2 separate regions of the Homo sapiens genome follow, and region 2 is linked to region 1. Evidence: read pairs that join two places in POLR2A ChIA-PET (ENCODE). Cell type or tissue: endothelial cell of umbilical vein. All regions are shown on one strand. Links, peaks and the distances in the headings refer to the core of each region. The heading gives the core; the rest is flanking DNA.

Region 1 (11,110 bases), core at 1,760-9,759:
CTGGGCGACAGAGCGAGACTCTGGCTCAAAAAAAGAAAAAAAAAGATTTCCCGGCATTTTTAATCCTATTACAGAAATTCTTTCAAATGATTACCTCACCTTTTCTTTATTTTTTTCCCCTGCCTGGAAACTGCCATATCTCACCTTCTCTAATTTTGGTTTGTCAAAGTTATATACAGATAATTGGGGGGAAAAATATGATGTTGGTCCCAAAGAGCACACCACATTACCTTTGTGAAATGAATCTGATTTCTCTTTGCTCTTTCAGATTAACAACATGAAGACCAAGTTTAAAGAAACAATTGAGAAGTGTGATAATCTAGAGCACAAACTAAATGATCTCCTAAAAGAAAAGCAGTCTGTGGAAAGAAAGTAGGTATAATCGGTCTATTCTGTTGTAACAGGCTCTATAAACAGACAGTTTCTTTCATTCCTATGGAAACACCCTCATTTTCAAATATATGTATCACCAGGTTTTCAGGAGTCTCCCTATATATGGAACAGGCTTCTCGTTTATTAAAAAATGCGGGGTTTCATACCAGATGGATGCCATGTGGAATGCAGTGCTCTCTTCTGATGTCTGTGCACTTGCAGTGTGTGCAGATATCTTCCATTTTTGCCTGTGGAAAGCAATTTTCTTCCATCCAGAGCCTTCGGCTTCTTTGAGCCATTGTGGCTGAGAACTGGCAGTTAGGAACGAGACTGTGTCTAAGCTGGAGATGTTCTATGCTGTGGCCTTGGGCAGGAGTTAAAGGCAAGAGATGTTGAATATGGAGCAAAAAACTCATGAACAGCATGGCGATAACATTCCTTATTTACTGTTATTTGGGAAGATAGTTGCTACTGATTGAAATTACCAGCCAGGCATGGTGGCTTACGCCTGTAATCCCAGCACTTTGGGAGGCTGAGGCAGGCAGGTTGCTTGAGCCCAGGAATTCAAGACCAGCCTGGACAACATGGTAAAACCCCATCTCCACTAAAAATACAAAAATGAGCTGGGCATGGTGGCGCATACCTGTAGTCCCTGCTATTCAGGAGGCTGAAGTAGGAGGATCACATGAGTCTGGGAGGCAGAAGCTGCAGTGAGCCAACATCTCACCACTGCACTGCAGCCTGGGCAACAGCGAGACCCTGTCTCAACAAAAATAAAATTTTGTTAAGCTATTGTAAAAACAACACTACAAAATTAATAGACGTAAAACTTAAAAATTACCCTATACTTTCAGCACCCTAACAAATTGAACAACTGTGTTAAAGAATACAAAGTAAAAACCGGACGGGTTTTTTTTGTTGTTGTTGTTGTTGTTTTGGAGACAGGGTCTTTCCCTGTCACCCAGGCTGGAGTACAGTGGCACAACCTTAGCTCACTACATCTTTTTTTTCTTGAAACGGAGTCTCGCTCTGTTGCCCAGGCTGGAGTGCTGTGGCGCGATCTCGGCTCACTGCAAGCTCCGCCTCCCGGGTTCACGCCATTCTCCTGCCTCAGCCTCCCAATAGCTGGGACTACAGGTGCCTGCCACCATGCCCAGCTAATTTTTTTGTATTTTTAGTAGAGATGGGGTTTCACCGTGTTAGCCAGATGGTCTCGATCTCCTGACCTCATGATCCACCTGCTTTGGCCTCCCAAAGTGCTTGGATTACAGGCGTGAGCCACCGTGCCCAGCCCATCTTTATTTTTAGACAGAGTCTTGCTCTGTCGCCAGGCTGGAGTGCAGTGGCGCAATAGGCTGGAGTACAGTGGAGCGATCTCAGTTCACTGCAACCTCCGCCTCCCGGATTCAAGTGATTCTCCTGCCTCAGCCTCCCGAGTAGCTAAGACTACAGGAGCACACCACCACACCCAGTTAATTTTTGTATTTTTAGTAGAGACGGGGTTTCACCATGTTGGCCAGGATGGTCTCGATCTCTTGACCTCATGATCCACCCGCTTTGGCCTCCCAAAGTGCTTGGATTACAGGCGTGAGCCACCGTGCCCAGCCCATCTTTATTTTTAGAGAGAGTCTTGCTCTGTCGCCAGGCTGGAGTGCAGTGGCGCAATAGGCTGGAGTACAGTGGAGCGATCTCAGTTCACTGCAACCTCCGCCTCCCGGATTCAAGTGATTCTCCTGCCTCAGCCTCCCGAGTAGCTAGGACTACAGGAGCACACCACCACACCCAGCTAATTTTTGGATTTTTAGTAGAGACGGGGTTTCACCATGTTGGCCAGGATGGTCTCGATCTCTTGACCTCATGATCCGCCCTCCTCAGCCTCCCAAAGTGCTGGGATTACAGCCTTGAGCCACTGTGTTCGGCCAGCTCACTACATCTTCCACCTCCCTAGGCTCAGGTGATCCTCCCACCTCAGCCTCCCAAGTAACTGGACTACAGCTGTGCACCACCACCCCTGGCTAATTTTTTTTTCTTTTTTTCTTTTTTTTTTTGAGACGGAGTTTCGCTCTTGTTGCCCAGGCTGCAATGGTGTGATCTCGGCTCACTGCAACATCTGCCTCCGGGGTTCAAGCAATTCTCCTGCCTCAGCCTCCCAAGTAGCTGGAATTACAGGCATGCACCACCATGCGTGGCTAATTTTGTATTTTTAGTAGAAACAGGGTTTCTCCATGTTGGTCAGTCTGGTCTCAAACTCCCGACCTCAGGTGATCCGCCTGCTAAAGTGCTGGTTTTACAGGCGTGAGCCACCGTGCTTGGCCTCTGGCTAATTTTTTGCAGAGACTGTTTTACCATTACAGGCATGGGCCACCACACCCTGCAAAAACTGGAAGTTCTTTTTCACCCTCTAGATCCTGCTATCTAGTGTTAACCATTATTAACCAGTACCAGTGAATATTTCTTCTTCTAGATGTTTAGCTCTGCCCACATAAATATCTCACATGCATAATCTTTTCTCTGCAAAAATAGAATCTAGGTATTCTTTTTGATAAAATATGTTTTTGGATTTTTTTTCATACTAGCACATCTAAATCTATCCTGATCTTTGTAACATCTGCATGCTGTTTAATTGTATGGATGTACTATAATGATTTCTGTTGTGGTGGTTGTTGTTGAAATAAGGTCTTGCTGTGTTGCCTAGGCCAGAGTACAGTGGCGTAATCATAGTTCACTGCAACCTCCAGCTACTGGGCTCAAGTGGTCCTCCTAGTCTGAGCTTCCTGAGTAGCTAGGACTACAGGTGTGTGCTACCATGTCTGCCCAATTGAAAATTTTTTTGTAGAGACGGGGTCTTGCCATATTGCCCAGGCTGGTTTTGAACTCTTAGCCTCAAGTGATCCTCCTCCTTGATCCTGTCTTGGCCTCCAAAAATGCTAGGATTATAGGCATGAGCCCTGCACCTGGCCTGCATAATGATTTTGACCAGGTTCCTATTGATTGTGTCAAGTTGTGTCAAATCTCACACTACTATAAGCAATACTGTAATGAGCATCTTCCTCCATGTCTCTTTTTACCTAATCCTGAGTATATCTATTCTATGGTATAAATTCCTAGAAGTAAAATAGCTGTGTCAAAGGGCATGCAAATTTTTTGTTTTTATTTATTTATTTTTGAGACGGAATCTTGCTCTGTCACACAGGCTGGAGTGCAGTGGCACGATCTCGACTCACTGCAGCCTCCGCCTCTAGGGTTCAAGCAGTTCTCCTGCCTCACCCTCCCGAGTAGCTGGGATTACAGGCACACGCTACCACACCCGGCTAATTTTTGTATTTTTAGTAGAAACGGAGCTTCACCATGTTGGCCAGGCTGATGTTGAACTCCTGATCTCGTGATCCACCCTCCTCGGCCTCCCAAAGTGCTGGGATAACAGGCGTGAGCCACCGTGCCTGGCCCAAATTTTTTGTTTTTATAGATATTGCCAAGTTGTCTTCGAAAGAGTTTATACCAGTTCATGCTCCAGTGCTAGTGTGTAAGTGCCTCTTTTCTCATGTCTCAGCTCTTGGGTGTTCTGATGCATAAAAATAGTATCTCAAATAGTGGGGTTTTTTTGTTCGTGGTTTTTGTGTGTGAGTGTTTTTGGTTTTTGTTGTTGTTTTTTTGAGACAGGGTCTTACTCTGTCAGACAGGCTGGAGTGCAGTGATGCAATCACAGCCCACTGCAGGCTCAAATTCCTGGGCTCAAGCAGTCCTCTGCCTCAGCCTCCCAAGTAGCTGGGTCTACAAGTGCACATCACCACACCCAGCTAGTTTTTTAATTTTTCTTTTGTATAGACGGTGTCTCGCTATGTTGACCGGGCTGATTTCAAAGTGACCCTCTCACTTTTGCCTCCCATAGTGCTGGGATTACAGACATGAGCCACTCTGCTGGGTCTCAGATGGTATGGGTTGTTTGTTTGAGACAAGATCTCGTTCTGTCACTCAGGCTGGAGTGCAGTAGCATGAACACAGCTCACTGCAGCCTTGACCTGCTGGGATCAAGCAATCCTCCAGCTTCAGCCTCCTGTAAATCTGGGACCACAGGTGCACGCCACTGCACCTGGCTAAGTTTTTTGATTTTGTGTAGAGACAGGGTCTTACTTTGTTGCCCAGGCTGGTCTCGAACTCATTTCCTGTTTCATTTACTGAAGCGATCCTCTCGCCTCAGCCTCCCAGAGTGCTGGGATTCCAAGCATGAGCCAATGCACCTGGCCTCAAATGGTGGTTTCATTTGCAATTCTTTACTTATGAGTAAGACTGGACATCAAGAATAGGGCACTCCCAAGTCTAAAGCCCTTTGGTTAGAATAAGTGCCCTTTTTTTCCCCTTCAGCAAATGCAATGAAGTCAGAGTACTTGACTCTCCAAGAATGCCACTTTTCCTCATAACTTCCTTATCACAGCTATCATCTCGAAGGCACCTATTTAACCACTGACTGCAAAACAAAGAAGCAGTAGAATTTTTACCGTCAGTCACAGAATAGTTTCTGCTACTGAAAACTTTCTGATGCTTAAAAAAAAGTGTCTTAAAAGTACATTTGTGGGCTGGACGCGGTGGCTCACACCTGTAATCCCAGCACTTTGGGAGGCCAAGGTGGGTGGATCACAAGGTCAGGAGTTCCAGACCAGCCTGGCCAAGATGGTGAAACCCCGTCGCTACTAAAAATGCAAAAATTAGCTGGGCACAGTGGCAGGCACCTGTAATCCCAGCTACTTAGGAGGCTGAGGCAGGAGAATCGCTTGAACCCAAGCGGCAGAGGTTGCAGTGAGCCAAGATCACGCCACTGCATTCCAGCCTGGGCAACAGAGTGAGACTCCATCTCAAAAAATAAATAAATAAATAATACACTTGTGGACTGGCGCAGTGCCTCATGCCTGTAATCCCAGTACTTTGGAAGGCCGAGACAGGTGGATCACCTGAGGTTGGGAGTTCAAGACCAGCCTGGCCAACATGCCGAACCCCAATATCTACTCAAAATACAAAAATTAGCCAGGCATAGTGGCAGGTGCCTGTAATCCCAGCTACTTGGGAGGCTGAGGCAGGAGAATCGCTTGAACCCAGGAGGTGGAGGTTGCAGTGAGCTGAGATCGTGCCATTGCATTCCAGCCTGGGCAACAAGAGCGAAACTCCGTCTCAAAAAAAAATACACTTGTGTTAAGTAGAGCAAAATTCTTGCTTTGCATAGCTGATTGCGATGGCAGAAAACCATTCTCCCTCACGATGGGAGAAAGGGGTCTGTCCTAAAGGGATTCTGAGGTCATGGTTTCTCTGTTCAATCCCAGAGCAGAAAGGGGACTGTGTCAGCAAATGAAAAATGTGCTTTTGTCTTCCTTTGTTTTTCAAAAGGTGCACTCAGCTAAACACAAAAGTGGCCAAACTCACCAACGAGCTCAAAGAGGAGCAGGAAATGAACAAGTGTTTGCGAGCCAACCAAGTCCTCCTGCAGAACAAGCTAAAAGAGGAGGAGAGGGTGCTGAAGGAGACCTGTGACCAAAAAGATCTGCAGATCACCGAGATCCAGGAGCAGCTGCGTGACGTCATGTTCTACCTGGAGACACAGCAGAAGATCAACCATCTGCCTGCCGAGACCCGGCAGGAAATCCAGGAGGGACAGATCAACATCGCCATGGCCTCGGCCTCGAGCCCTGCCTCTTCGGGGGGCAGTGGGAAGTTGCCCTCCAGGAAGGGCCGCAGCAAGAGGGGCAAGTGACCTTCAGAGCAACAGACATCCCTGAGACTGTTCTCCCTGACACTGTGAGAGTGTGCTGGGACCTTCAGCTAAATGTGAGGGTGGGCCCTAATAAGTACAAGTGAGGATCAAGCCACAGTTGTTTGGCTCTTTCATTTGCTAGTGTGTGATGTAGTGAATGTAAAGGGTGCTGACTGGAGAGCTGATAGAAAGGCGCTGCGTTCGAAAAGGTCTTAAGAGTTCACTAACCTCACATTCTAATGACCATTTTGCCTTCCTGCTTGGTAGAAGCCCCAACTCTGCTGTGCATTTTTCCATTGTATTTATGGAGTTGGCGTATTTGACATTCAGTTCTGGGGTAGGTTTAAGATGTTAAGTTATTTCTTGTAACCTCAAAGGTAAGGTTATCTAGCACTAAAGCACCAAACCTCTCTGAGGGCATAACAGCTGCTTTAAAGAGAGGTTTCCATTGGCTATTAAGGAGTTATGAAAACTCCCTAGCAATAGTGTCATATCATTATCATCTCCCCCTTCCTCTGGGGAGTGGAAGAATTGCTTGAATGTTATCTGAAAAGAGGCCTGGTAGTAAACCAGGCCCTGGCTCTTTACCAGCAGTCATCTCTTCTTGCTCTGGGGCCAGCCAGGAAAAACAAACAACCCGGGGCACATTGGGTAGACTCAGTGTAGGAAAAATGGTGGCAGCTCCACTGTTTATTTTTGGTGACTTCGTACATCATTATGAACCGCAATTAAGGAGGAGGCTTAATGGCTGTTCCCAAACTCAAATCTCAGAGTGGGTATCCTAGCATCTAGCAAGACTGAGTGGGGAGATTTCTCATCCGTGTGAAAATGTAGAGTGAGGCCTCTGACTAGCTAATTGTGTATTTTGTTGGGTTTAGTATTTTCTAAATGTTTACAAAATATTGGGCTGCATGTTCAGGTTGCAGCTAGAGGGAGCTTGGGCAGATTTTCAATTACGCTTTCAAGATATAACCAAAAGCTGTTTCTAAATCCTAAAATTAGAATTTCAACAGAGCCCCCTTTAGAACAGTCATATAACGCTTGTGTGGGCCAACAGAGGGGCTGTGTACTCTCTCTGGAACCATAAATGTCAAATAATTTATAACCTGCAGTAATTGAGCAAACTTAAAATAAGACCTGTGTTGGAATTTAGTTTCTTGAAGAGGTAGAGGGATAGGTTAGTAAGATGTATTGTTAAACAACAGGTTTTAGTTTTTGCTTTATAATTAGCCACAGGTTTTCAAATGATCACATTTCAGAATAGGTTTTTAGCCTGTAATTAGGCCTCATCCCCTTTGACCTAAATGTCTTACATGTTACTTGTTAGCACATCAACTGTATCACTAATCACCATCTGTTTTTGTGGGATGTGCTGCAGCATTTCCCAAAAAACTTTACGTGTAATGTTGCAAAATGAATGTACTCAGACATTCTTAATTTTTACTTAGGGCAGACCAACTCTTTGAGTCTCTCTTGGACTTATATATACAGATATCTTAAGAGTGGGAATGTAAAGCATAACCTAATTCTCTTTCCTATAGAGATTCTATTTTATTTAAAATCTATTTTTACACTAGTTAGAATCCTGCTGTTTTGGCCAAGTACTTGTCTTGCATGTCTGACCTTGCAGAAGCTGGGGTGGATCATAGCATACTAATGAAGAGAATTAGAAGTAGTTTACAAAGCTCGCTCACTCCTCATTTCTCTGTGATCCCTTCTATCCAGTGGCCCCACCACCACCTGGGAAAACAGATTTTTCAGTACAGGTGGGATAAATGCTCTGAAAGGCTGTGCCCAGAGGAATGAGCAAATAGGCAAGTGTTTCCAAACTACTTGGAGGTTTACAAAAAATATGTCCCAGAAAAAAAAAAAATCTTACCAAGATACGTAAAGAAAAAAAAATTTTTTTTTAAACAGTCAAAGAGTCATGTTTGAATTTCACAAAATCACATCAGACAGAAGTTGTTTTCTTCAGGAGGGAAATGAACCACTTAATATACCCATACTACCTTGAACAATGAAATTGAATTAAAATAGCCAAACTTTGAAATTATTCTGCCCCGTGTGAAATGTGTGTCTCTGACTGACATTTGCTTGGGAGCATGTCTCTAATAATCTAAGAAAGTGTCGGCTGGGCACAGTGGCTCAGCGCCTGTAATCCCAGCACTTTGGGAGGCTGAGACGGGCGGATCATGAGGTCAGGAGATCGAGACCATCCTGGCTAACATGGTGAAACTCCGTCCCCACTAAAAATACAAAAAAAAAAATTAGCTGGGCATGGTGGCAGGCACCTGTAGTTCCAGCTACTTGGGAGGCTGAGGCAGGAGAATGGCATGAACCCGGGAGGCAGAGCTTGCAGTGAGCCGAGATTGCACCACTGCACTTCAGCCTGGGTGACAGAGCGAGACTCCATCTCAAAAAAAAAAAAAAAAAAAAAAAGTGGCCTTGATTTAAAAAGCAACGTAAAAATCAGCCCCTTGGTTGGGTGCGGTGGCTCACATCTGTAATCCCACCACTTTGGGAGGCTGAGGTGGGAGGAATGCTTGAGGTCAGGAGTTCAAGACCAGCCTGGGCAACATGGCCAGACCCAATCTCTACCAAAAAAAATAATAATAATAAAAGTTTTTGATTAGCCGGGCATGGTCTTGCACACCTGTAGTCCCAGCTATTTGGGAGGCTGAGGTGGGAGGATCGCTTGAACCCAGGAGTTCGAGACTGCAGTGAGCTGTGATTATACCACTGTACTCCAGCCTGGGCAACAGACCTTGTCTCAAAAAAAAAAAAAAAAAAAAACCCTCAACAATATAGTGAGCATCTAGATTATTCATCTTTCCACTCCCTTCTTCCAGGTTCCCAAACTAGTGAAAAGTAGCTGAACTGGGCAAGGGAAGTCCTAGGCACACAACTCTTGCAAACTAAAAGCACATTTTTTTATTTTTTATTTTTTTTGAGACAGTCTTGTTCTGTCTCCCAGGCTGGAGTGCAGTGGCTCCACCTTGGCTCACTGCAACCTCCACCCGCTGGGTTCAAGCGATTCTCCTGCCTCAGCCTCCCGAGTAGCTGCGCTTATAGCATGTGCCACCATGCCCAGCTAATTTTTTGTATTTTTAGTAGAGATGGGGTTTTGTCATGTTGGCGAGGCTGGTCTCGAACTCTTGACCTCAAGTGATCCACCCGCCTCAGCCTCCCAAAGTGCTGGGATTACAGTTGTGAGTCACCGCACCCAGCCACTAAAAGCAATTTTTACACCTGAGACTATTTCCCACTAAGCTGAGATTGTTTTGGTGGGGGGGTTTGTTCTTGGTGGGAAACCGTCATAAATGTGACTTGCTAGAATATATTGATCAATATATAAACACTGAAGCAACTACCCACTCTCTGCTTGCATGGCAAAGTTGTCCTCCTCAAAAGGGCTGAGAAACTGATTTCCACAGCCAGCTAGTAGAGTGTGGAGAACTTGGCAAATCACGAATGAACAACCTTCTGTCATCGTTTAGAAACCCCTCTCCTAGTACAGTCAGGCTCCACAAGCTACAAATACCATCCATGAGATTTGGCTGCCATGCATGATGCCACGTTGCTTGGGCTGGTGGCATATTTTGGCTTGTGCGATGCCATGGGCTTATCTAAAAAAGGAAAAAGTCACTCTTATTTTCTCCAGGATAAAGCTGAATTAACTGCTGCATAGTGACTCTGCTGCATCACTTCTCTTGGCAGCAGAAGGGAAATTAAAAGTCTCTTAAGAATCAGCTGCACCTTAACAGTGCTGGGGGTCCTTTAAACTACCCAGAGACCAGGCTGTCACCTTAATCGAGTTTAGGAAGCCACCGAGTATTCTGTGGCAGACCTTTTCTGTTGGCCAGTCCTTTTCATGCTTCCCTGTGAAAATTCTTGAAATAGAGACCCAGAATACCTATAAAATGGTTGCACCAACAGATGCAGCTTTTTTTTTTTTTTTTGAGACAGAGCCTCACTCTGTTGCCCAGGCTGGAGTGCAGTGGCGCGATCTCAGCTCACTGCAACCTCCGCCTCCTGGGTTCAAGCAATCCTCATGCCTCAGCATCCCAAGTAGCTGGGATTACAGGCACACACCACCATGCCTGGCTAATTTTTGTATTTTTTGTAGAGATGGGGTTTTGCCGTGTTGGCCAGGTTGGTCTCGAACTCCTGACCTCAAGTGATCCACCTACTCGGCCTCCCAAAGTACTGGGATTATAGGCATGAGCCACTGTGCTCAGCCATTTTTTGTATTTTTTGTATTTTGTATTTTGGTAGAGATGGGCTTTTGCCATGTTGGCCGGGCTGGTCTCAAACTCTTGGCCTCTAGTGATCTGCCTGCCTCGGCCTCCCAAAGTGCTGGGATTACAGGTGTGAGCCACTGCGCCTGGCCCAGATATAGCTTTGACAGTAAAGAGTGAAGCAGTAAGAGGGAGAAAAGCCTGTCCTTTAGGAACCCCAAGTTTTATCCTAGAGCCAAGGCCAAGTGTCTGCTTCTCCTCTGCAAGGTGAAGTTGATTTTGCACCTCCCACCCTCACCCACTGGCCTCCCCCAAACCCTGTTCTGTAGTCTCCCTGGAGCAAGTGAAAAGCATTATTTGCATTTGGGTATTAGTGAACTTCAGGGAAGTTACATAAGGCTTTTAATTTTTACTGGAGTGGGGGCTGGCCTCTTTATCCTGATTAATTGCCATAATCAACAACTTCTTTCTTTCTTTCTTTCTTTTTTTGAGATGGAGTCTCGCTCTGTCCCCCAGGCTGGAGTGCAGTGGCACCATCTCAGCTCACTGCAACCTCTGCCTCCTGGGTTCAAGTGATTCTCGTGTCTCAGCCTCCTGAGTAGCTGAGATTATAGGTGCATACTACATGCCCGGCTAATTTTTGTATTTTTAGTAGAGATGGGGTTTTGCCCTGTTGGCCAGGCTGGTCTCAAACTCTTGACCTCAAGTGATCTGCCTGCTTCGGCCTCCCAAAGTGCTAGGATTACAGGCGTGAGCCACC
Region 2 (11,110 bases), core at 1,617-9,616, 69 kb before region 1:
TGGCACAATCTTGGCTCACTGCAATCTCCGCTCACTGCAATCTCTGCCTCCTGGGTTCAAGAGATTCTCCTGCCTCAGCCTCGAGATTGGCTGGGACTATAGGTGTGCACCACCACACTTGGCTTACTTTTGTATTTTTATTAGAGACAGGGTTTCACCATGTTGGCAAGACTGGTCTTGAACTCCTGACCTCAGGTGATCCACCTGGCTCGGCCTCCCAAAGTGCTGGGATTACAAGTGGGAGCCACTGCGCCCAGCCTTAAAAGTTATATATTTAAATGCTTGTATTAGAAAAGAAAAACAGGCCAGGCGCAGAGGCTCATACCTGTAGTCCCAGCACTTTGGGAAGCCAAGGCAGGCGGATCACCCGAGGTCAAGAGTTCGGACCAGCCTGACCAACATGGTGAAACCCTATCTCTACTAAAAATACAAAAATTACCTGGGTATGGTGGCGCATGCCTGTAATCCCAGCTACTCAGGAGGCTGAGACAGGAGAATCACTTGAACCTGGGAGGCAGAGGTTGCAGTGAGCCGAGATTGCGCCACTGCACTCCAGCCTGGGTGACAGAGCAAAAACTCCGCCTCAAAACAAAACAAACAATAGAAAAAAGTAACAAAACCAAACTGTGGTTCCCAGATCAATGTAATTGATAAATCCCTAGCTAGACTAACAAGAGAGAGAGAATACAAATTATCAGTTAATACCAGCAGTGATAAAGAAAGGATATCACTAGGGTGGGCATAGTGGCTCACGCCTGTAATCCCAGCACTTTGGGAGGCCGAGGCAGGTGAATCACTTGAGATCAGGGGTTGTAGACCAGCCTGGTCAACATGGGGAAACCCCATCTCTACTAAAAATAGTAAATTAGCTGGACATGGTGGCGTGTGACTATAATCCCTGTTACTTGGGAGGCTAAGGCAGGAGAATCACTTGGACCTGGGAGATGGAGGTGGCAATAAGCCAAGATCATGCCACTGCACTCCAGCCTGGATGACAAAGCAAGACTCCATTTCAAAAAAAAAAAAAAAAAAAAAAAAAAAAAAAGGATATCACTATAGATCCTACGTATATTAAAAGGATAGTAAGGGAATATTATAAATCATAAATTCAACAGCTTAGGTGATATGAACAGACTCCTTAGAAATTACAACTTACCAAATCTAAAACAAGATGAAATAAAATATCTGAGTAACAACATTTTTGTTAAATTGAATTAATAATCAAAAACCTTGGCCAGGCACGCTGGCTCATGCCTGTAATCCCCAATACTTTGGGAGGCCAAGGTGGGAGGATTGCTTGAGGCCAAGAGTTCAGGCAATATAGTGAGGCCCCATCTCTACAAAAAAATTTTTAAAACTAGCCAGGCATGATGGCATGTGCCTGTAGTATTTGGGAGGCTGAGGCGGAGAATCACTTGAGCCCAGGAGTTCGAGATTATAGTGAGGTATCATCACACCACTGTACTCCAGCCTGGACAATAGTGACACTCTGCCTAAAAAAAAAAAAAAAATCAGCTAATACTATATATGCAGTTTGTATCTGCCTTTACTATCTTAAAATTTTATCATACACATTTGTTATTATAGGCATACTTTTATTAGCTGCAATAACAGCATAATCATTAAAGGTGAGCTATGAAATCTCACAGACTGGCTATAAAGCCAGACTCTAGCACTTGCTTACTAGTTTTATGACCCTGGGTATGCTGGTTAATTTTTTTTTTTTTTTTTTTTTGAGACAGGGTCTCACTTTGTGAGTGCAGCGGTACGATCTCAGCTCACTACAACCTCTGCTTCCTGGGTTCAAGTGATTCTCCAGCCTCAGCCTCCCATGTAACTGGGACTACAGGTCCAAGTCACCAACACCCGGCTAATTTTTGTATTTTTTGTAGAGTCAGGGTTTCACCATGTTGCCCAGGCTGGGCTCGAACGCCTGAGCTCAAAGCAAATCTGCCTGCCTTGGTTTCTTTAAGGCTTACTTTTCCCAGTTGTAAATGAGGACTATAATTGTAACATATCATAGAGTTGTGAGGATGCTCTGCAGTAACAGACATTCGAAGCATTTATTTTAGTGCCTGGCACATATTAACCATTCGATAAATGTTAGCTATTACTATTACTGTCATTGCGACAGTATATATACCAAGGTTTACTTAATTATTTCCTGATTATGGTACAGATTATAGTATATTTAAGTAGTTTCCAAACTCTTTTGTTTGTTTCTTGAGACACAGTCTCGCTCTGTCACCCAGGCTGGAGTGCAGTGGTGCCCACCTCGGCTCAGTGCAGCTTCCACCTCCCAGGTTCAAGAGATCCTCCCACCTCAGCCTCCTGAGTAGATGGAACTACAGGTATGTGCCACCACACCCAACTAATTTTTCGTATTTTTGGTAGAGACAGGTTTTCACTATGTTGTCCAGGCTGGTCTTCAATTCCTGAGTTCAAGTCATCCACCTGCCTCAGCCTCCCAAAGTGCTGGGACTATGGTAGCTACTGCTCCTGGCCTTCCAAATTCTTATTATTAAACAACTTTATGGTGAGCATATTAATACATACAGCTGTTTCCCCCTACTTAGAATTATTTCTTTAAGACAGAGCCCCAGAATTGGAATTATTAGGTCTGAAAGTATGAAAACGCTGAGGCTTTTAATAAATTGTATCATATTGTTTTCCAGAATAGTTCTAATTTACATTTGGCTTTTTGGGGGATTGGAGCAGGGTTTCACAATGTCTCCCAGGTGGGAGTGCAATGATGCCACAGTAACTCACTGTAGCCTTAACCTCCCAGCTCAAGCAATCCTCCCACCTCAGCCTCCTGAGTAGGTGTGACTACAGGTTCATGCCAGCACACCCAGGCTTTTTTTTGGGGGGGGATGGGGGGTAGAAACAGGGTCTTGCTGCATTGCCTAGGCTGGTCTTGACCTCTTGGGCTCAATGATCCTCTTGCCTCGGTCTCCCAAGGCACTGGGATTATAGGTGTGACCCACCAAGCCTGGCCCATAATTGTAGTTTTAAATGTCTTGGGGTATTTTTATGGAGTGCTGACTTTTCAGTTTAGGGCTGAGCTTGTGCACAGTGGAGGCTAGTGGGCAAGTGCTCCCCTGGCCCTGAAAACTTACCTGAACTCCCTCTCTATGGCATGGGCAGATGGAAGGAGTGTCCCTGGGGGCTTCTTCCTCAGAACTAGATCACGATTAGCCAGCCTGATGTAGTAAGTTGGATTTGACTGCCCGTGATCAAACTGAAGTAGTTCCAATGGGCCTGCAAGTTTGAAAACAAAGAAAACTCAAACCAGCCCTGGAGGACAGATCTGAGCAGACATTCTTTCTTTCTAATGAGTTCTGCATTTGGGCTTCAAAATATCCTCATCTGCCATGCAGTGCAAGAAAAGTACCTCTTCTCTGCCTACTAGGAGTGACTGAGTCCCAGGTCTACACTCCGCCAACTCAGGTCCAGGATCACATGCCACTACAGTTTGTCAAAGGCCATTCATTTTATACCACAGTAATTTTCTCAGTTTGTGCAGGTGTCCAATTTTGTCCTTCCTGCCAGCTCCTGCTCCATGAATAAAAACATGTTCATTCTGTTTATCAAGCACAAACGCAGCCATGGCAACCCATCTTGCCAAATGGAATGCTTTAAGCCTGAGGATGAAAGGTGCCCTTGCACGTCCCTCTGCCTGACACTGCTGGGACAGCTGAAAGGAGTGACACAGAGGCCTTCGGCCTGACCCAAAGCTGCTTTCATGAGATGTAATTTCCCACTGCACTAGGCTGAATTCTGTGGCTCCCTTGCAGGATCCTGGCTGAGGTGAAACTAATTCATTCTCAGCTCCATAAGAAGACTGAACCCTGGGTATAGACTGATTTCACTTGGTTAGAAGAGTAGGCAAGCAACAGAACTCGGCCTGAGTTCTTCTGGCTGGCCAGAGTGGGCGCCTCAGCTGTGCAGAGGCCACTACCAATAATCCAATTGCTGGAAAACATCCTAACATGAAACTCCATCAATAAAAGCCTTTTTCACGGAGCAAGTGGGTGAAGCCTTTATTACCTGGGAAAAATGTCTTCTTTGGCCAGGTGCGGAGGCTCATGTAATCCCAGCACTTTGGGAGGCCAAGGCGGGTAGATCACCTGAGATTAGGAGTTTGAGACCAGCCTGACCAACGTGGTGAAACCCCGTCTCTACTACTAAAAATACAAAAATTAGCCAGGCATGGTAGTGGGTGCCTGTAATCCCAGCTACTCGGGAGGCTGAGGCAGGAGAATCACTAGAACCCAAGAGGCGGAGGTTGCAGTGAGCTGAGATCATGCCATTGCACTCCAGCCTGGGCAACAAGGGCAAAACTCCATCTCAAAAAAAATTTAATTTAATTTAATTTAAAAAATTTTGTAAGTCTTCTTTTTTGTTTTCTTTTGTTTTTGAGATGGACTCTCCCTCTGTCGTCCAGGCTGGAGTGCAGTGGCGTGATCTCAGCTCACTGCAACCTCTGCTTCCTGGGATCAAGCGATTCTGCCTTAGCCTCCCCAGTAGCTGGGACTACAGGCATGCGCCACCACACTCGGCTAATTTTTGTATTTTTAGTAGAGATGGAGTTTCGCCATGTTGACCAGGCTGGTCTCAAACTCCTGGCCTCAAGTGATCTGCCCACCTCAGCCTCACAAAGTGGTAGGATTACAGGCATGAGCCACCACCCCTGGCCCAAAAGTGTCCTCTAAAGCACACAAGGCACCTGGTTTTCTGAGGGGGGAATGTGAAGGAGGAAAGAGAAAACTTGTCTCCAAGAAATGGAGACAATTTGTTGCGTTTTAAAATCATGCAACTTTTTTTTTTTTTTTTGGAGACAGAGCCTTGCTCTGCTGCCCAGGCTGCAGTGCAGTGGCATGATCTCAGCTCACTGCAACCTCCACCTTCCAGGTTCAAGTGATTCTCCTGTCTTAGCCTCCCAAGTAGCTGGGGCTACAGGCATGTGCCACCATGCCCGGCTAATTTTTGTATTTTTAGTAGAGATGGGGTTTCGCCATATTGGCCAGGCTGCTCTCAAACTCCTGACCTCAGATGATCCGCCCATCTCGGCCTCCCAAAGTACTGGGGATTACAGGGGTGAGCTACCACACCCAGCAACATTATTTTTCCTTTTTTTTTTGGGGGGGGGACGGAGTCTTGCTCTGTCACCCAGGCCTGCAGTGGCACTATCTTAGCTCACCGTAACCTCAGTCTCCCAGGTTCAAGCAATTCTCCTGCTTCAGCCTCCCAAGTAGCTGGGATTACAGGCGCCCGCCAAAACACCTAGCTAATTTTTATATTTTTAGTAGAGATGGGGTTTTGCCATGTTGGCCAGGCTGACCTCGAACTCCTGACTTCAGGTGATCCGCCTGCCTCAGCCTCCCAAAGTGCTGGGATTACAGGCATGAGCCACTGCGCCCAGCCCTTTTTTTTTTTCTTTTCCTTTTTTTTTTTGAGATGGAGTCTCACTCTGTTACCCAGGCTGGAGTGCAGTGGCACAATCTTGGCTCACTGCAACCTCTGCCTCCCAGGTTCAAGCAATTGTTGTGCCTCAGTCTCCAGAGCAGCTGGGACTATAGTTGTGCACCACCACACCCAGCTAATTTTTGTATTTTTAGTAGAGTCAAGGTTTCACCATGTTGGTCAGCCTGGTCTCGAACTCCTGGCCTCAAGTTATCCACCTGCCTTGGCCTCCCAAAATGCTGGAATTACAGAAGTGAGCCACTACGCCCCGGTCAGCAATGCAAATTCTTTTTTTTTTTCCCCCCGAGATGGAGTCTTGCTCTGTCACCCAGGCTGGAGTGCAGTAGCACGATCTCGGCTGACTGCAACCTCCACCTCCTGGGTTCAAGCAATTCTCCTGCCTCAGCCTCCCGAGTATCTGGGATTACAGGCACCCACCACCACACCCAGCTAATTTTTGTATTTTTAGTAGAGACAGGGTTTCACCAAGTTAGCCAGGCTGGTCTCAAACTCCTGACCTCGCGATCCACCTGCCTTGGCCTCCTAAAGTGCTGGGATTACAAGCGTGAGCCACCGCACCCGCCTGCCGATGTAACTTCTAAGTCGTCTTCACAAAATGGGCTGTCGTCTCAAAGCATTAGAAACTGTAAAATCCTCTGAGCACACACTGCAGTCCCCAAGTTCCTCTCCCTGTTGAAAGCAGGCAACCACTGCCATACCACACTCTCAGGTGTAAGAGTGGGATAGGTACACTTTTGGAGATGCATAAATAGGGAAGTTAATGCTTTTTCCCAAGCAAAACTGAAAGCAGTGCTCCGATGCACCAGGCCCAATGGCTATTTTCCTCACTGTAAAGCTTCTTTGTCTCCAGCCCATTCCATTAGGGTTGAAAAGTGAGAAACAGACCAAAACCTTCGCCTTGGAGAGAGCTACCAAAACATGAAAGAAGCCCACATACCTGTGGTCTGGATACCCAGTAAGTCTTTGAGGTACTTCTGCAAGGAATCTTTCGGAATTTCCATCGTCTTTTTCACAGGCCGAGTGTTTGGAACACCTACTCTCAATGTAAAACCCAAGAGAGCTTCTAATTCCTTTACTGCAGTCTCTGGGTCATTAACCTGGTTTCAGAGAGAATATGTAGATGTATATTTTTTGTTGTTGTTATTTTTCCCTTCCTTTCACAGGATGTTGAGAATATATACACGTATATATTTTTAATTTTACAATTCATGGTAGTACAGGTGCAGAGAATATATATTGAACAGGTGCCAGCAGTCAATCCTGGCCTCAGGGGCTCCTATCTGTTTCCTAGGAGGTGTCTGAAATGTTTGTTCCCCGGTGCCACAAAGACATAGCACTTGAACATAAATTTAATTTACTCAGCAAGGCCATTTTTACTTCCTGCAGAAAGGGTACACTCACCAGCAGTTTTGCCACAACAGTACACCAAACAAAGGAGACAGGGTCATTTATAAGCTGACGCATCCATCCTACTGCTGTGTCCAGTTTCCATTGGCTGGAACGAGACTTTACATTCTGTATTTGTCCTAATTGGCTAGCAACTTAAAACTTTTTAAAAGAGGCAAAGGTAGAGGAAAACAAAGGAAGAAGGAAGTAACTTGTAAAATGCTGAGAAAAATAAAAACACCTTCAAATAAAGAAGAGGAACAAGCTATGACCCAATACTTGCTTGGACCAGTATTAGCAGGCCAAGGCAAATATTTAGACTAAATTGCAGGAACTAAAAACATAAAATACATTAATTTCTTTATTGCAGCTAGCAAATATTTAAAAATGTTAGCATAGCTGGGCGCGGTGGCTCACGCCTGTAATCCCAGCACTTTGGGAAGCCAAGGCGGGTGGATCACGAGGCCAGGAGATCGAGATCATCCTGGCTAACACAGTGAAACCCCGTCTCTACTAAAAATACAAAAAATTAGCCAGGCGCCTGTAGTCCCAGCTACTTGGGAGGCTGAGGCAGGAGAATGGTGCGAACCCAGGAGATGGAGCTTGCAGTGAGCCAAGATAGGACCACTGCAGTCTGGACTGGACGAAAGAGCAAGACTCCATCTCAAAAAAAAAAAAAAAAAAAATTTTAGCACAGGTCAGCTGGGTGTGGTGGCTCACGCCTGTAATCCCAGTACTTTGGGAGGCCGAGGCAGGCGTATCACGAGGTCAGGAGATCGAGAGATCGAGACCATCCTAGCTAACACAGTGAAACCCTGTCTCTACTAAAAATACAAAAAAATTAGCTGGGCGTGGTAGTGGATGCCTGTAGTCCCAGCTACTTGGGAGGCTGAGGCAGGAGAATGGCGTGAACCCAGGAGGTGGAGCTTGCAGTGAGCCAAGACTGCACCACTGCACTCCAGCCTGGGCGACAGAATGAGACTCCGTCTCAACAACAACAACAACAAAAAATTTAGCACAGGTCTTTAAATAAATTTTGCTTCTAAAAGAAGTTACTATTTATTCCTAATTAAATAATAAGGAAAGTCTTTAAAGAAGAACCTCTACTTTACTTTTTACAAAGGGTAGTCCTTTAGAGGGAAATTATCAAAGAAGTCAGTACTCTGAGGAAGGCCTTCGAACCCAGGATATTTAGCTAATGAGGGAGCAGTAGAATGCATTTCCTCTTCCCATTTAACTCCTAACCACACTGAACTTTCTATCCTGCAGAGAGAAGCACTGGTCAACGGTTCACAAAACAGCTAGGCATGATGGTGTGCACCCACAGTTCCAGCCACTTGGGAAGCCTGAGGTGGGAGGACTGCTGGAGTCCAGGAGTTCAAAGCCCTCGGCAACCTAGCAAGACCTCATCTCAAAAAAGATTCACGGCCGGGCGTGGTGAGGCCGTGAATCTTTGGGAGGCGAGGCGGGCAGATTTCCTGAGCTTAGGAGTTTGAGACCAGCTTGGGCAACATGGTGAAACCCTGTCTTTACTAAAATACAAAAAATTAACCGGGCATGGTGGCGTGCGCCTATAGTCCCAGCTACTCAGGGGGCTGACACACGAGAATTGCTTGAACCAGGGAGGCAGAGGTTACAGTGAGCCAAGATCATGCCACTGTATTCCAGCCTGGGTGACAAAGTGAAACTCTGTTTCAAAAAAAAAAAAAAATTTCACAATACCCTCTTGTGCCAAGAAGAAAGAAGATTATGTTACAACGTTTGCTCTTACCCTACAGGCCCATCAGCTCGACGATGAAAACCCAAACATAGAAGAATAGAAGCCAGGCATGGTGGCTCACACCTGTAATCTCACCACTTTGGGAGGGTAAGGTGGGTAGATCGCTTGAGCCCAGGAGTTCGACACCAGCTTGGGCAACACGGCAAAACCCTGTCTCTACAAAAAATACAAAAATTAGTCGGGTGTGGTGGTGTATGCCTCTGGTCAGCTACTCAGGAGACTGAGGTAGGAGGATCACTTAAGCCCAGGAGGTTGAGGCTACAGTGAGCTATGATTGCACCACTGCACTCCAGCCTGGGTGACATAACAAGACCCTGTATGAGAAAAAAAAAAAAAAAGAATAGAAAAAAGTTGGCATGAGACCCCCTCACATGGCTTCTCGTGCTTTACAGCAGTGAGCTGCATGGCCTGCATGGCTGGTGGCCACTGGCTCCCCACTTAAGGCAGCATCACTGGATCATGAGGACAGTGTGAACACCCCCACAAAGGTCTTAAGCCTGCCATTCACCTCCTTTCCCATCTCTTTTCTCAACCTGCCTTCGCAGTACCTGTTTGTCTTGCTTCCCATTGAAAATACAAGCAGCTAGTCACATAGATTTCATAATTAACACAAAATAAGATGACTATGGAAACACAGGGGGAAACCCTAAGGAAAGCTAGAGCTACAAATGTAAAAAGATTACAGAGAAACATTGCATTAGTGGCTGGTGCATGGGAGGGAGTTCAAAAATTAGTGACTATTACCTTAATGGTGTGAATACCAAGTCTGGCAGCTTCTTTTAGATTTGTTCCAAGGTCATCAAGAAAGATGGACTCAGAGGGCTGCAGGCCGAGCTGCTCCAAGCACAGCTTGTAGATCCTAGGGTCTGGCTTACAGATCCCTTCCATGCAGGACTCCACAATCTGATGGAGGGACAGGAATGAGAGATGAATGTCCCGAAAGGTGGAGCTCCCACATGCATGCTGGTAAACTTTTTGAGAGGAAAAGCATAAGAAGGACAGTTGAGATTTATTATAACAAGTAATTTAAGAGTGTTATGATATAAAATGATGTTGCCTTCTTACATTGAGTAATTTGACAATACTGGGTTACAACGTGGGGGCAAACTCGAGAAACCAAAGTGTCTGTTTCAGACACTGTGACCCTGTGCAAACGAGCAAAGCCATAATGGGCCTCAGTGCCATCATCAATAAAATGGGAATAATATTAATAGTCATCGTACCTATCTTAGCTCAGTAAGTTGTGAAACTTAAATGAAACTTAAGTGGGTTCCAAAATGACAAAGCATTTGGCTAATGTCACATCTTGGGGCTAAACAGAGCAGAAGAAAAGCTGTACATGTCAGTTTGACGGAAAGCATTTCGCCATTTTTTTTTTTTTTTGCAGAAAGAAGACACTATTACAGGTATAAAATAAATACGAACTTAGTGTTTATTTCAGAGGTTAAAAACCCATCCATACTCCATTTAGACAGAAATTCCATGGGAGGGCTGACACTGTTCCTGACATGCTAAGAGGCTCCTGTACTCTGACGACCTTGCTTCAGCCACATATCTGATCCGTAATGGGTGGAGGGTGCTGGTGAGAGTTCAGGAGAACACGGGAAAGCCTTCTCAGTGTCAGGCTGTCTCTGATCCACTGATTCCCCGAAAGTCCTTTTACAGTGTCCCCAGGGCGTAATCTCCTATAGAGTGGGCCCAATCTCCTATAGCCACATAGCCTATAACCAATACCCTCTGATCTGCCCTAAGAACAGAACTAAATCTCTGACTTGCCACTTGGAATGACCCAAGCTCTCCAAGGCCAAGGACAAACCCAGTGGCCCCTCTCTCTACCCTACACTTGCATTCTGGGTTGGGTGAGAACTGCCCTTTCAGGTAAATAAATGTCTGGAATAAACTGGACCTTTCTACTTTCTCTTGTCTCCTAAGGACCTGAATGAGCTAAAAAAAAAAAGTCTAAGAGGCTACCCTAAAGAAAACGTCAATAGTGAGAAGTACAGAAGCAGGGTGTTTCAGACACCAGTCGATGTAACGTACCAGATGGAAGTGGCAGAGCTGTACTGGCTGAGACAAGAGCTAGGAGAGTGGAGGGAATTGGGGGGGATGGGGCAAAGTTCCAGGAAGCATTCGGCTCCTCTCACTAGGTGAATTACATCTGGGGGAAGTAAAATAAATTCTTAAGATTTATTTGATAAGATCTCTAGCCTTCTCTTTCTTATTTTGCACATGATGGCATGAACTTATTCAGGGCTTCTATTACTTTCTTGGCAAAGCAGGAACTGTGGGAACAAGGTCAGTGTTTTTCCAAATGTAGATCAGATAAAAATGATTTTATTTATCAAGGCTCTATCCCAGGAAGATGGAGGGGAAGCCTCCTTCTCAAGGTAAGCATGACAGAGGCTGTCTGATAAGAGAAAAGCATGGACAGAATCTGAAGTCCCTCACTGCGTCTTG

Evidence for each region. ChIA-PET counts read pairs that join two places held together with the same protein. Peaks named below come from ENCODE experiments on the same cell type or tissue, not always from the same donor. Only the 100,000 strongest peaks of a DNase experiment are listed, where the experiment ranks them.
Region 2: POLR2A ChIA-PET joins it to region 1 with 6 read pairs; 4 of 35 experiments call an interaction of 5 or more read pairs at or near these places.

What each region holds. Positions count from the first base shown.
Region 1 is chr12:111,639,201-111,650,310 of GRCh38, reverse strand. It overlaps BRAP (BRCA1 associated protein), which reads left to right. Exons shown (of 12, transcript NM_006768.5): 11 at 269-372; 12 at 5,749-8,165. The coding sequence ends at 6,112. It overlaps LOC124903020 (a long non-coding RNA gene), which reads right to left and starts at 1,353. Exons shown (of 2, transcript XR_007063463.1): 1 at 1,016-1,353; 2 at 475-736. In endothelial cell of umbilical vein, for the core only: no CTCF peak of the experiment used is centred there; a DNase peak (open chromatin) is centred at 6,610; H3K27ac peaks cover 320 bases.
Region 2 is chr12:111,707,972-111,719,081 of GRCh38, reverse strand. It overlaps ACAD10 (acyl-CoA dehydrogenase family member 10), which reads right to left. Exons shown (of 21, transcript NM_025247.6): 5 at 9,398-9,556; 6 at 6,425-6,584; 7 at 3,120-3,261. Among named protein-coding and RNA genes, the nearest start is that of ACAD10, 27 kb to the right of the region's middle. In endothelial cell of umbilical vein, for the core only: no CTCF peak of the experiment used is centred there; no DNase peak of the experiment used is centred there.